2 separate regions of the Homo sapiens genome follow, and region 2 is linked to region 1. Evidence: read pairs that join two places in POLR2A ChIA-PET (ENCODE). Cell type or tissue: GM12878. All regions are shown on one strand. Each heading gives the region's core, and the rest is flanking DNA. Links, peaks and the distances in the headings are about the cores only.

The links. Peaks named below come from ENCODE experiments on the same cell type or tissue, not always from the same donor. Only the 100,000 strongest peaks of a DNase experiment are listed, where the experiment ranks them.
Region 2: POLR2A ChIA-PET joins it to region 1 with 6 read pairs; 2 of 35 experiments call an interaction of 5 or more read pairs at or near these places.

Annotation. Positions count from the first base shown.
Region 1 is chr9:96,134,312-96,142,057 of GRCh38, forward strand. No RefSeq gene overlaps it. Among named protein-coding and RNA genes, the nearest start is that of HSD17B3-AS1, 110 kb to the right of the region's middle. RefSeq lists an enhancer at 3,056-3,350. In GM12878, for the core only: no CTCF peak of the experiment used is centred there; a DNase peak (open chromatin) is centred at 3,230; H3K4me3 peaks cover 803 bases; H3K27ac peaks cover 1,005 bases.
Region 2 is chr9:95,883,609-95,891,354 of GRCh38, forward strand. All of the region lies in intron 2 of ERCC6L2 (ERCC excision repair 6 like 2), which reads left to right. Among named protein-coding and RNA genes, the nearest start is that of ERCC6L2-AS1, 12 kb to the left of the region's middle. In GM12878, for the core only: no CTCF peak of the experiment used is centred there; no DNase peak of the experiment used is centred there.

The DNA of each region.
Region 1 (7,746 bases), core at 1,462-5,461:
GTACTTCCTCACTACTCTCAAAAATCAGAAAGTTCCTATAAACATGATTTTTTTTTTTCGAGACGGAGTCTCGCGGAGTGCAGTGGCGCAATCTCGGCTCACTGCAAGCTCTGCCTCCCAGGTTTACGCCATTCTCCTGCCTCGGCCTCCTGAGTAGCTGGGACTACAGGCACCCGCCACCACACCCCGCTAATTTTTATGTATTTTTAATAGAGACGGGGTTTCACCGTGTTAGCCAGGATGGTCTTGATCTCCTGACCTCGTGATCCGCCCGCCTCGGCCTCCCAAAGTGCTGGGATTACAGGCGTGAGCCACCGCGTCCGGCCTATAAACATGAATTTTTAAGGTATCTCCATCCTTCATAGACCAGGTCTTCACTAAGTTCTTTCATTTATATTTTTTTTCCCAAATGTTTCAGAATTGAATAGGGAAATGGATGAAAACTTCTGTTTAATCGGTTCTAGAAGTTTACCAGGTACCCACTCTGAAATTCACAGCACTGACTTATTTGGTGGCTACAAAGAGATTGATGACTTGTTTTGTGCCTTGAGGATATTACACACTAATTGGAGGAATACAAAACCTGCATTTGTAAATCTAACCAAAAAAAAATGCCTATTCCGAAACACGGATCTGGACAAGAAGTAAAACTGGTGAGTAGAGGAGGGAGAGAAATCACCGAATTACTGTCTTGGGGAAGGTGGAATTTGAGCTGAATCTGGAGGACGGTACTATTTGGACAGGTGGAGAAGAAAAAGAGAACAGAGGTCATTCGAGGGAGAACAAACGGTGTGAGTCGGGAAAGAATAAGGTGCATTCAGAACACCACAGTAGCCTCATCAGACTGAGTTCCATGAAGCCAGAGAAGTAAATACAACAGGAATTGTGACTTTAGGTTGAAATGCACAGAGCTGCAAATACCAGGCTGAAAGTTTAACTTTTCTAATCATTGCTTGGCACTATTTCAGTTTTCCATTCATCCTTCTGTTATTATTTTACTTAAATGTGTGGTAAAACTGACTCATCTTTGGAGCCAAAAGAAAAAATATAGTGAGTGAGAGGAAGTATTTGACAACGTTTGCCTTTTTTGTGTGTGTGACCCTATTTACCTCTAGTAATGCTTTGTTTTTAATTGTGGTAAAATATCCATAACATAAATTTACCATTTCAACAATTTTTAAGTGCACAGTTTAGTGATATTAACCTCATTCACATCTTTTTGTGCAACCATGACCACCAGTCATCTCTAGGATTTTTTATCACCTCAAACTGAAACTGTGTCCCCATTTGACACAAGCTCCCGGTTCCCCCGTCCCCAGGCCCTGCTCATCACTGCTCGACTTTCGGCTGCTGCGAATTTGACTATTCTAGGGACCTCAGGTAGCAGAATCATGAAATATTGAAGCTTTCATGTCCAGCCTGTCTCCTTAGCATGTCTTCCAGGGTCATCTATGCTGCAGCGTGTGTCAGAATTTCATTCTGTTTTAAGGTTGAATGAAGTTTCATTGTGTGCACATGCTACATTTTGCTCATCTAGTCATCCACTGATGGACATTTAGGTTGTTTCCCTTTTTGGTTATTGTGAATAATGCTGCTATGGGTGTACAAATATCCATTGGAGTTCCTGCTTTCGATTTTCTGGAGTATATACCCAGACCCAAAATTGCAGAATCACCATCACAAAGATCCTTATGCTGCCTCTTTATAGCCACACTTGTCTCTCCCCATTTTCCTACCACCACCTTAACCCTTGGAAACCACAACTTGTTCTTCATCTCTGTGGTTTTGTCATTGTAAAATTATTGCCAGGTGCAGTGGCCTGCATCTGTAATCTCAGCTACTTGGAAGGCTGAAGTGGGAGGATCGCTTGAGCTCAGGAGTCTGAGACCAGACTGGGCAACACAGACAGACCCCATCTCTATAAAAATATATTTTTATTTAGTATAAAATAAAAATAGAGTCTCAGCTATTCAGGAAGCTGAGGCAAGAGGATCCCTTGAGCCCATAGTTTGAAGCTGCAGTGAGGCAAGTGAGGCACGATTGTGCCACCGCACTCCAGCCTGGGCAACAGACAAGATCCTGTCTCTATATAAAATCAAATCCTGCAGGCCAGGCATGGTGGCTCATGCCTGTAATCCCAGCACTTTAGGAGGCCGAGACAGGCAGATCATTTGAGGTCAGGAGTTTGAGACCAGCCTGGCCAACATGGCGAAACCCCTTTTCTACTAAAAATACAAAAATTAGCTGGGCGTGGTGGCTCATGCCTGTAATCCCAGCTACTCAGGAGGGTGAGGCACAAGAATTGCTTGAACCCAGGGGGCCGATGTTGCAGTGAGCCAAGATTGCACCACTGCACTCCAGCCTGAGCGACAGAGTGAAACTGTCTGAAAAAAATAAATAAATAAAATCATGCAGTATGAAATTTTTGAGGTTGTCTTTTGCACTCAGCGTGATTCCTGAGAGATCCATCCCAGTTGCTGTGTGCATTGATGCTGCTTTCTTCTTGCTGAGAAGTAGTCCATGGTGAGGATATTCCACAGTTTGTTTAACCATTCATTCACTAAACGACATTTGGGTTGCTTACCATTTGGGGTTGTTACAAATAAAGCTAATTTAAACATTCCTATACCTGAGTTTCTGTGGACATAAATTTTAATTTCTCTGGGATAAATGCCCAGGAGTGCAGTCATTGGGCCATATGGCATGTTTAGTTTTACAAGAAACTGCAAAACAATTTTCCAGAATGCTTATCCTATTTTACACTCCCACCAGCAACATGAGAGAGATCCACTTTCTCTACATCATCACCAGTAGCTGATACTGCCACCTTTTTCAAATGTTAGCTTCCCTAATAGGTGAGTAGTGACATCACATTCTGATTTTTTCAGAAGGGTTTATATTTGCTATACATCAGTTCACCTACTTTGCATTTCTTCCTCTTAGCCCTGCTTTTAATAAAGAAAACTCTTTCCACATTGTCTTCTCTTTCCTCACTTGATTATTCTTCGTGGGAATAAGAGAATTAAAGGAATGTGGAAAAGTGTTTCTCTTGCATTATATTGTCCTAAGAAGCCTCAGTTATCACTTGCTCTTACCAGTGCTTTGCAGTCACCAGGAATGGTAGAAAGCAGCGGCTGGCCAGAGGGCTGGCAGAGGCGGGGCTGTTCTTTGTGCTTGTTTATATTCATTTTCTAGTCACAGCTCAAGTTGTTTCACTTTCTGCTGCTCAGGGAGACGAGGGCAATGTAAATGTGCTTGCTGTTGTTTAAGCCTCCCGGACAGTAAAAACAAAAGCGGCCGCACTGCCTTTCCCTAAATAACATCAGAAACCCCTTTGAGAGCTCGTTGAACAAGATTTACACATTTTAAAGAGTTTTGAAGTTAGAAGGGGTCCTAGGCGAGGCCCTCGGTACACATTAATGATGTGCCTACTGTGTGCCTTGCTCCAGCACGGTCACCCAGTGCTGGGTTACAGATCTGCATAGGGATAAGTTGCAGTCCCTCCTTCCCACACTCTGCCAAGTGTTACAGAGAGGTGTGGGCTAAGTGCTCATGCAGAGATGTGACAAGCCACTGTTGGGGGTCTGGAGGATCCCACAGCTTACTCACTGCTCAGGAACTGAGGAACTCAGCCATCAACTCACCCAGAGCCTCTCCAGCCTGCCTGAGGCTGAGAATCATGTGGGGCACCAGAGGAAAATAGAAATTCCCAGATCCCACCCAAAGGACCTGGATCAGAATCTCTAGAGCAGGGACACAGGAAGCTGTGCTTTAGAGCAAGCTGTTCATAGGTGTTATGAACTGAATTGTGTGCCTGTCTCCCCCATTCATATGTTCAAATCTCCCCCTAGTGTGATGGTATTGGGAGGTGAGGCCTTTGGGTGGTAATTAGGTTTAGAAGGGGGCATGAGGGTGGGGCTCTCATGATGGGATTAGTGCCCTTATAAGTAAAGACACCAGACACAGGCAACACAGAGATGACCACGTGAGCACAGAGCCAGAAGGCGGCTGTCTGCAAGCCAAGGAGATGGGCCTCGGGAGAATTCAAACCTGCTGACACCTTGATCTCAGACTTCCAGCCTCCAGAACCCACATAGTGAGAAGACAGTCATGTGCAAGCCAGGGGGCAGGCCCTCACCAGGTACCAAATCAGCCAGCACCTTGATCTTGGACTTCCAGCCCCCAGAATTGTGGGAAGTAAATTCCTGTTGTTTAAGCCACCCTGTTATGGCAGCCTGAGCTAACATATTGACTAATACAATATGACTCTCAGGATTATCCCAGTTGAGAACTGTGCGTGCAATCCAGCCCTCTCATTACAGGTGAGGGAACTAATACAGCAAGGTTAAAAACCTCATCCTATGTCCCCACACTAGTTAAAGGCCTTCTCTAACTGCTAGACCAGTTCCCATTACACCCACTCAAAGTAGACAAGTAGTTTTCATCTGAATGCCAGCTCTGGCTGATGGTGGTGGCTGCCAAGAGGACTGTGTCAGGAAGGATTCTGAGGACAAGTCCAGGCTCAGCTGACCTTAGCACCATTGCTAGCCATCAGAACACAAGAAACATTATGTATTGGCAGGGAAGCTGGCACAGAGGATCCAGCTACCCAGGTTGAATAACGTGACAAGTGTCATGAGTGTCACTCATTGAGGACAGTACAATTTGAAACGTGGTTCATGGGCCGGGAGCACCAGCATTGCCTGGGAGCTTATAAAAAACTTAAATGTTCAGGTCCCACCCAGACTACTGAATCAGAATCTCTGGGATTCAGATTCACAAACCTGTTCTTATATACCCATGCACACTACAGTTTAAGAAATCCTTGGGCACGGCGTCTCACGCCTGTAATCCCAGCACTTTGGGAGGCCCAGGCAGGCAGATTGCTTGAGCCCAGGAGCTCAAGATCAGCCTGGGCAAGATGAGGAAACCTGTGTATATAAAAAGTACAAAAAATTAGCCCTGCATGGCGGCCCCTTCCTGTAGTCCCAGCTACTGGGAAGGCTGAGGTGGGAGGATCACTTGAGCCCAGGTGGTTGAGGCTGCAGTGAGCCATTATCACCCCGCTGCACGGCAGCCTGGTTGACAGAGCAAGACCCTGCCTCAGAAAAAAAAAAAAAAAAGCAACCCTGCCCTAGAAAATAAGGACAATAATATCAGTGTCTCCCCATGGTGACAAGTGTGTCCTCTGCCTGGCACCTCTGAAAGTTTGCTTCCCCTCTGGCTGCATGTGGAACAAATGGGACCCTTCAGAGACGTCCTGAGAATACCAGGATGTTTCTTCCAGCCCTCATCTCTCATAACCATTTTTAAAATGCCAGGGCTGTGTATTTTTAGTTGAGGACATCTGTATTTGCCAGCTCCAAGCCCACCCCTAACCACGTGGCCAGCATTGTGCAACTACTACACATCTTTATGACAAACCCTTCCATTTTCTGTTAAGTAATGTGTTTGGAAGGCTGAGTGAATCAGAGACAGTAAGCATTTGATTGCTTACATTATTCTGGTTCAAACATGGCTCGCGGCCCGGGACTAATTTATTTATGTTGGTATGGTACATTTCTGTTTCCCTTGGGAATTTGCCAGCACCCCATCCCCTCTTCCAGCTGCTCTCCCTTGGCCCGCCCACCCCTCTTGCCACTTTTGTTCCCGGTCTGCCTCTCCTGTGGGTGGAAAGTTTGTGAAGGATGCCCCATCAGCTGCCTCCAAGCCAGAGACTCCCCTCTCCTGCGTGGTTGGCTATTTCCCCGCCCACCCACAGCCTCAGGCCCAACAAGGCGGGTGGGACTTCTACCTCCTGGCAAGGTCAGCGTTTCCCACCAGGGGCTCACTTAACCCGGTGGATGCGGGTCTGGGGTCCTGCCAACGGGGCACTTGAGGAAAAGACAGACAGGGATCAAGACCACCTACCCTTTCTCTGGAGTCACCAGACCTACACACTAAATCTGCAGCGGGTTTTGCTCGCCATCACCCTGGGAGGTGGGAAGAGCAGCCCCCGACGACGTGAAAGAATCAGTATCCTATTACAGGTCCCCGAGCCAGGCCCCCATTTGCAAAGGCAGCCTGTTGTGCATATGGGATGGAAAATGCATCCTGGCAAAACACAAAAAGTAAATATTTAAAGGGAAAAAAAGCGCACACAAGGAAACAAAATGCCTTGCCTTTCTGCTTCCACGGTCCGCCGCCAAGTCACCCCCGCCCTCGCCGGCTGGTGTGGAGTGTGCCATATGGTTTGGGACAGGGATTAAACCCCTCCGTGGTTGTGAAAAACATCAGTCCATTTGGTCTGGCCTTTCTCTCCCTGCATTTGTTGTTCATTTGCGAGTTTCTCACACCCCTGGGCCGACTGCCGTCAGTGTTTACAGGTTTTAGATTGCTGGTGGGATGGAAATCACCAGCCACCCAGCGCCTGCAGCGGATGTCTCCAGGAGGAGGCTCACGGGCCCCTGAGGGGCGCTGCAGAACAGAGCCCGTGACATGCATGACACAGAGGAGCCCACTTTTTAACGCTTCAGTGATAAATATTTCCCCCAAAACTCGGGGCAAACATAAAGAAGGATTTAGTGTCGACCGTCTCCACCTTGGCCTCCTCCTGCAGTGCTGTCGAAGTGGCGTCCTGAAAGCCGGGGGCCTTGCCCGGAACAGGGAGGCTTGGGCTGCGGCCAGGGGAGGCACCAGCAGCTGGAGCACACTAGACCAGAGCCGGCCAGGACAGAGCCTGGCCCGATCTCCCTCGGAGGTAGAACTGGACCCCCTTCATGCTCAGGCTGAGGAGCAGGGTAATAAGTTGTCATAAGAAATGAATGAAAGTATTTCATGCAAGGCCTGACGCTTCCTCCCCCCGATTCTGAGATGGCAGCACAGCACCCATGTGTGATCTGGGGAGACAAGCGGAGATGCAAGGGAACGCTTTTCCCACAAAAGAAGCCCCGATAAGCATCTCCTGTGTGTCCAGATCAGGCTTCCAAGTTTTTCTTCCGTCGCAGTTTCCCACCATCCCTCTTTTTTTTTTTTTTTTTTGCTTAGTGACATCACTAGAGACGGAGCCACATAGAGAAAATTCCCTTCCCTTCTCATTTCTCACTACGCTGAATCCGAGTCAGACAGGCGCTCTGTTTGATTTGGGCCCTGTCACTCATTTGGTGGGTTGTGGGAGATTGCTTAGCAGCAGTCACAGGCTCCTTTCTGCTGCGGATCGATGGGTGGGCTAAGGAGCCAATAGATGTGTGTTCATCTTTGAAGAGAGATGAAGGCACAATACAAAATCATCACATTTATTTTCTGCAGCTTCTAGCCTGGGTTCACAGAGAGGTTGTCACCCTTCTGATTTGGAAGTTTCCTGATATGGAGGTGGATGAACTATACTTCTTTATTGTAATAAATCATGCCTTGACCTTGAAGCAAAGGGCTTTAGGGACCTTAAGAAGTCATTTTTCCCCACCCCATCCCTGACTCCGCCCTCACTTCTGGTCCTTTGAGTACTAACTTTCAGTTTAGACATTTATAGGACCTTTCTATGTGTCACAATATTTCTAGAGTGATTAACACATACCACGGTTGTGCATGAGCCCAGAAGTGACTGTTCACAGCTGCACCCTTGAATGCATCCGAGGAGAGGCATGACCTCTACCCTATCCCATCACCATGAGCCAACCCCACAAACATGGCTACATAGGAACGGGACAATGTACCCCAAAATAAAGGAAGCCCCGGAGTGGGTATGAGGGATAATGAAGGAGAACTCAC
Region 2 (7,746 bases), core at 1,347-5,346, 250 kb before region 1:
CCAGCACTTTGGGAGGCCAAGGCGGGCGGATCACGAGGTCAAGAGATCAAGACCATCCTGGCCAACATGGTGAAACCCCATCTCTACAAAAATACAAAAATTAGCTGGGCATGGTGGCCCACGCCTGTAGTCCCAGCTACTTGGGAAGCCAAGGCAGGAGAATCTCTTGAACCTGGGAGGCAGAGGTTGCAGTAAGTCGAGATTGTGCCACTGCACTCCAGTCTGGCAACAGAGTGAGACTCTGTCTCACATACAAAAAAAGAAGAAACATGAGGGTACTACATACAAAAAGTGATCTGTTTGGGAACCACCATCCTGCAGCTTAAATACAATTCGAATTCAAATTCTTGCGCACATTTTAGTCTCAAATTTGAAGGCTGTCTTTCATCTCTGAGGCCCATGTTACAAAGAAATTTACTTTATTTTACAGTTCATAGGATTATTTTTAAAGGAGCTGATTTTACTGCAGAATTTTCTATTCCTGATACACTGTAATCATTGAAGGACTTGGAGATGTTCTGGTACATGCTGTTAGTGTGCTGTGCAAGTCTTTGAGGGAGTACCGTCTGAAGATTAGGAAATGGTTTCTGCACTAATTTTGATACTCAGATGGATTTGTCTGATGCTTGGGGACCTAGTTCTCTGGTTACTGTTGTTGTAACTCAGGGAATAATTTCTACATAGATAGGTGGTTTGAAAGACCCATTTAAGGTAGAGCTTCTATAGATAGATAAAGCTTCTATAGATATGACTAAGCCAGTTGAAGAAATGTGAATGATTACTGTGTTAACTAAAATTTCAGAATGTAGTAAAATTAATTGATAATGAAAATAGACCATTGACATTTACTGTTTGAGCTATAGTTTTATCTTCTTTTCTTCTTTTTTTTTTTTCCTGTTTCTTGATTTCATCCCTTTAGTTTCCCCCTTTTTATATTCTAATTTGGCCATGATATGAAACTGAAGTCTTTTTAAAGCTTGTTTTACATACCAAATAAAGTTTCCTTCCCTCATTTCAAATTTAAAAGTAGGTGAATTTAATATTTTACACTCTACAGGGGATGAGAATTGAAAAATGTCCATTTGTTCTAGTGACATAGAAATCATTGGTATGCTGAGCAAGAGCCATTTTGCTGGAGCTTTCAGACACAAGCCATAATGGAGTAGGTGAAGACGTGGACATAGAAAGAACGTATATTTACCTCTTTAAGAAATATGGCTTCGAAAGGGAATAAAAGTGACCTAGTAGTAGGTGAAGAGAGAGACGAGAATTTGAGGGGGTTTCTTTTTTGTTTGTTTTGTATTGTTTGGGGGTAGGAAAGACTTGAGTATTTTTAAGGTGAATTGGAAGGACAGATCTGGTGAAGAGGGCACAGATAAATATGCAACATACATAATGATATGCCCACATATACATGTACTTCTGTAAACACACACACAAACATACATATGCAAAAAATGGAGTCACATAATAACTACTATCTTATAAGCAGGTTGCAGATTTTTTTTTGTCAAAGATTATGAACTAATTTTTCCCGATACCTTCTGACATTTTTCTAAAACATAGAAGAGTTAAAAGAATGGTACAATGAAAAGCCATATTCTCACCACTTAGATTCTGTTAATATTTCATTATACATGGTTTTGTAATATCCATCCATCTTTTGTTGCATTTTAAAATAGCAGACATTAATACATTTTATCCCACATACACATATCCAAGAAAAGATCATCACAGCCAAGACGATGAACATGTCTATCACTCCTAGATTTCCTCATGTCCATTGTGCCCTTGATATGTTCAACACCATGCAGTTCATCACCTACTATTTTTGGTTTTAGTGGGACTGAAAAATTAAAGATACTTGAGGAAATTTTAATACAAAATCCAAGATTTTTATGACTATCTCCCAATATTTCACAGAATTTTCACATCTAATTCAACAGGTAACTTGAAAATGAATCCCTTTTGTACATTTACGTGATAATTAGCTAGTTTAAGTACAATAAACAATTTCACTGGAGTATACAGGTTTGGGAACCTGACCTTTGGTAATCAGACAACTCAGTGATAGGAAAAGAGGTGAGTGGGTGCTTACCATGGAGTAGTGGTTCTCTAAAGTGGATATTTGGGTCAGCAGCATTAGTGTCACCTGGGAACTTGTTAGGATTGTAAATTCCGGGGTCTCACTGCAGACATACTGAATTGTGAACTCGGTGGGAGTAGGAGAGGATGGCAATCTGTGTTTTAACAGATGCTTCAGGTAATTCCAAGGCCCACTAAAGTTTCAGAGCCTTTGCTCAGACGGTGTGTTTTTCAGAGGGTTAGAAAACTTTGATTAATCTGGTGAGTTCAGTGAACATTGGTTAAGGGATGTTTGGTCTACGTGAATCTTTTTTGTTGTTGTTCTCTTTTTGTTTTTTTGAGATGGGGGTCTCACTCTGGCATTCAGGGTGGAGTGCAGTAGCGAGATCTCGGCTCACTGCAAAGTCCACCTCCGGGGCCCAAGCGATCTTCCCACCTCAGCCTCCCAAGTAGCTGGGACCATAGTTGCTCACCACCACGCCCAGCTAATTTTTTGTATTTTTGGTAGAGATGGGGTTTTCCCGAGTTGCCCAGGCTGGTCTTGAACTCCTGAGCTCAAGTGATCTGCCTGCCTTGACCTCTCAAAGTGCTGGGATTACAGGCAGGAACTACTGTGCCTGGCCTCTGTGTTAATATGTATACATAGGATGATGATCATTTCATTTAAAAAAAAAATACATTTAGAAATGGAAATGATATTAGAGATAATTTTGTTCAGCTTTTTAACTTAGTACGTAAAACAGGCACAGGAATGACTTCCCTATCTAGGGTCAGGCACAGAAGTAATAATTTTCATTTCTATTCTAGAACTGTTATTTTTTTCCTCTTCTATCATCTACTGCCTTCTTTTGACTTAATAATACAGTTAATTAAAAGCCTTTTACTCAACTTTTAACCATTTGTTCAATTGGTTGACATTTGATAAGTACTCACTCTGGGCCAGGCACTGTGATTGGCACTGAAGAGCCAATATGAATATAAATGCATATAATACCTACTGTGATGGTTACTAGTGAGTGTCAACTTGATTGGATTGAAGGATACAAAGTATTGATCTAGGTTGTGTCTGTGAGGGTGATGCCAAAAGAGATTAATATTTGAGTCAGTGGGCTGGGAAAGACAGACCCATCCTTAATCTGGCAGGCACAGTCTTATCAGCTGCCAGCGTGGCTAGAAGTAAGCAGGCAGAAAAATGTGAAGAGAGAGACTGGCCTAGCCTCCCAGCCTGCATCTTTCTCCCATGCTGGATGCTTCCTGTCCTTGAACGTCGGACTCAAGTTCTTCAGTTTTGGAACTTGGACTGGCTCTCCTTGCTCTTCAGCCTGCAGACATGCTATTGTGGCACTTCGTGATCGTGTGAGATAGTACTTAATAAACTCCTCATATATCTCTATTCCATTAGTTCTGTCCCTCTAGAGAACCCTAATACACCTGCCTTACAGAGTTCACAAAAGAGTAATAAAAGGAAATGAGGCCAAGAGTCATCTAGTCTGGTAAGTGGGTTGGGGGGGAGAAACAAGCCTGCCTGGGGGTGTCAAAGAAGACTCCACAGGGAAATTGGTGTTTTCATACTTTGCTTTTGGAAACCCACCAAACTTTGAGTTTTGAATTGAGTTTTAATGAATTTTATTTTTTACTGAAGGCATAGCTCTAATATAGTATTTGAAAGGTTTATCACAAGAGAAGAGCTCAAATTCATTGAATCAAAATAATTTAGTTTTTAATGGTAGTGTGGTAATTAGCTTTTACAGACACCAAAATCTTAAGGACTACTATTAAGCAGATGCAGTAATATGTCTTACCATATTATTTTATTTTCTCATCTGCTATGCAAAGAAGATAATAGTACTTTTTGAGTAGCAGAGATAGAATTTTGCAAAGCATGAAGACATTCTTTGAATTTTTGTTTCTATATTATTAGATATTACATTATTGAAAATGTCATTACTGAAGGCTGTCTTATTAAAAAGATGTATAGTAAACCTCACTCTTGAGAGAAATGGGATTGCTGATAATTAAAGGTTTCTTAGGTTATTTTCAGTACCTTTTTTGGATAATAAGATCTTCAGTAGATTCAAAACATACTAAAATATGAAGGTTCTTGGGATCTCAAGTCATGTTATTCACTCAGGAATATAGTAATAAAGAGAAAAATAATATTGTCTTTATTTTCATTCATTGAGAAAATGCTATAATATCCAGTGTGGAAGGTTAATTAGCCCCCAGATCCCTGAGCCCTTTTAAGCAGAAACAAAAATGTACTAGTATTTCACAGATAAAATTGTATTTCTTCTTTTGGCATGTAGTTCTGATTTTAGGGGAGAGCTTTGTAAAGATAAGTGAGCTAGACCCCATTTCAAAACAGCACTTTGTGGTTTTTTTTTTTTTTTCAAAGCGAGCAAAAATACTTTTGAAGTGTGGTTCTGAACCACTCTCTCTGTACCTTTGTATCTCCCAGGAAGTTGAAAAATAAGGTAGTAAACATTTTTTTCTTTTTGTTCTGTAAGAAATAGACAATTTTTGCTATGCCTTCCTCTTCTGGTCTAAGGGAAGGTTTATGCCCTTTTTCCCAGCCTCAGATTTACTCAGTATGTCATGAGCTGACTCTGTGAGGAAAGATGACTTATAAAACTGTTGGCTTGACAGAGTTTAGAAAGGAATACATGTAAAAACAGAAAGCTTTCCCAGAGTGATATTTCATTTCTGAAATGCAGTTTTTGGCCTTTCACTATTCTAGAGGTGACTGATTTAAATATTTGTTTTTGTTCTTTTCATCTATAAGCAATTTTAGAACTATTCCACAATAAAACATGTTCTGGCTTTTTCTTTGCAGATAAGTTTTGTAAACCTTCATTGTAAATGTGTCTTTAGTCTTCTGTGAATTAATATTTTGATAGACCTCTACTGGACCACCATAGTGTGGTAAGATGGCTAGATCTCCACCCAAAATACATATTTCCTTTGCCTTCTTAGAGTTTGGGCTAGCTGACAGAGACTGCATTTCCCAAATCTCCTTGCATGTCAGTGGAGCTTGTGACTGGGTTCCGCCAGCAGAAATAAGGGTAGAAGTGATGAGTGCCATTTATAGTCCTGGTCCATAAAATCCACCTGTGCTGTTCTTCACATTCTCCCTTCCCTAACTGTCTTTTGTGTATTGACACTTTGCTGCTAGCATTACCACAATACCTATTAGTATATTTTAATTAATATAATTAATATATAGCTAAGAGTTTGTTAGTGGTTTTAGCTAGCTTCTCCAGTTTGTATTCTCAACTAAAGTTTATTACTATTTCAACTTAAGTTTTTCGGGGGTGGGTGGATAAGTAGTGTTAAGAGGTAGTGTAGATGATTTAAATGAGATACAAAGATTTTTAAAAATCATTAGTGGATTTAGTGAATTAAATAAAGCTAATCTATACTTAGAGTTTATAAATTTAGCTGCCACATATGAAATATCTTCCAAAGATCTGAGATTCTTAAACACAAGGAACATTTCACATATCTTTGTTTTAGAGAATTTGACAAATGAAGTTAGAATTAAGATCGTATATCACCTTGGATAGATGAGCAAATTGAATTATGAATTTGCACAATTAGGAATATAATTTTCCTATAATGAAACAATCTGTAGGTGAGTTAAGAGCAAATCAGTGGATTTGATCTTATATTACCTCATTTAAATTGTTATGGTATCTAATAGGTATCTCTCTTGTCTTTTCAGTAGCCTTTGAGGACCAGTTGCCTAAAATTAAAAAGAGTATATCTGTCAATATATGTGTGTGTGTGTGTGCATGTGTGTATCTTTAATTCTTTAATTAAGGTACACTTAAACTGTAAAATGCACAGATCTCAGGTATACTACTTAATGAGCTTTGACAAATGTCTATGTCTGTGTAACTAATATACTAATCAAAATATAGGACAATTCCATTACCCTAAAAAGTTTTTTCATGCCCCTTTCCAGTCAATATGCCAATTACCTATACTTTTAATTATAAATTTTCTGTGATCAGTGTAAAGTTATATTCCAAAAGGTAGTTAGAACCCAAAATGTTATGCTTATTTACACCATCAAGGAATTCAGTAAATTCTAATATTAGGTGATGTATTTTTAAATAGAAAACATAACTTTAAAAATATTTATAAAATGAAAATTGTGAACATGCATCAAAGATCTTTTACTTAGGTGGTGTTAACAATATTTAAATTGTCCAATGCCTAAACTCAGTTATTTGTGGAGTATCCGTTCTCTTTCTTTTAATTTATGTTCTACATCAGCCAGTTTGCGCACATTAATCTCTCACTGGATTCTTTAGTAACTGTTTATTTTCTGTTCATTTGTCCACTTTTTTCTCAACCATGCTCCTTCAACACATCTCCTAACTACCTCTTCCCTGTCACCCCAAATCAGCTTGATTTCATACTACTGAATGATAGAAATAGCCTTTCATCTAGACTATTCCAGCATCTAGAAATAGCCTTTCACCTAGACTATTCCAGCATCTTGGTATTGAGTAGGTAATAAATATATTTTTATTGAATGTGTTAGTGAATTTTAAGTTGAATTGGATAACATTATGGTTCTATGGTTATAACTTATATTGCCTATATTTGCCAGGCTCTATGATAAACATTTTCCATTAAACATTCATGTTAATTAGATATTCTTGCCTCTATTTAATTGGTGAAAATATTAAAATTTATAGAAAGTTTATGTAAATTGCCCAGTGTCACATAGCTAGTATGAAACTGGTTGGTCAGACACCAAAGTCTTTGTGATAAGTCCTGCAAATTGACATGCGAATTTTGTTAGAATATTTTAAAACTTAGGACAAGTTTAAACCATCCTATTTTTCATCTTTTTATAATATTTTAGACAACATAATTTGCAAAAGCTACTTTGTTTATTATATACAAGATCATATGCAAGAAACAAAGCCTTCTACCTTAAGGAATGATGCCAGAAAAATAGCTAATGTGTTTTTGTTTTTTGAGACAGTGTCTCGCTTTTTTGCCCAGGCTGGAATGCAGTGGTGCAGTGTTGGCTCACTGCAGCCTTGACCTCCTGGGCTCAAGTGATCCTCCCCACCTCAGCCTCCCGAGTAGCTGGGACTACAGATGCGCACTACCAGGCCTGGGTAATTTTTGTACTTTTTGTAGAGGTGGGATTTCACCATGCTGCCCAGGCTGGCCTTAAACTCCTGAGCTTGCCCGCTTCTGCCTCCTAAAGTGCTGGGATTAAAAATAGCTACTGTTTGCCTGTAATCCCAGCACTTTGGGAGGCTAAGGTGGGCAGATCACCAGTGGTCGGGAGTTCAAGACCAGACTGACCAACATGGAGAAACTCTGTCTCTACTAAAAATACAAAATTAGCTGGGCATGGTGGCGCATGCCTGTAATCCCAGCTAACTCAGGAGGCTGAGGCAGGAGAATCACTTGCAGCCGGGAGGCGGAGGTTGCGGTGAGTCAAGATCGCACCATTGCACTCCAGCCTGGGCAACAAGTGTGTCCCTAACTCTGTCTCAAAAAAAAGCTCCTGTTTATTGAATCATTGATATTTACTGACTTGACACTTTACGTACATACTTTTTAACTTTTTTCTAGAATAAAAATAATTCTGATTACACTGTAATACACAAACGCATTCTTATAAAAATGCAA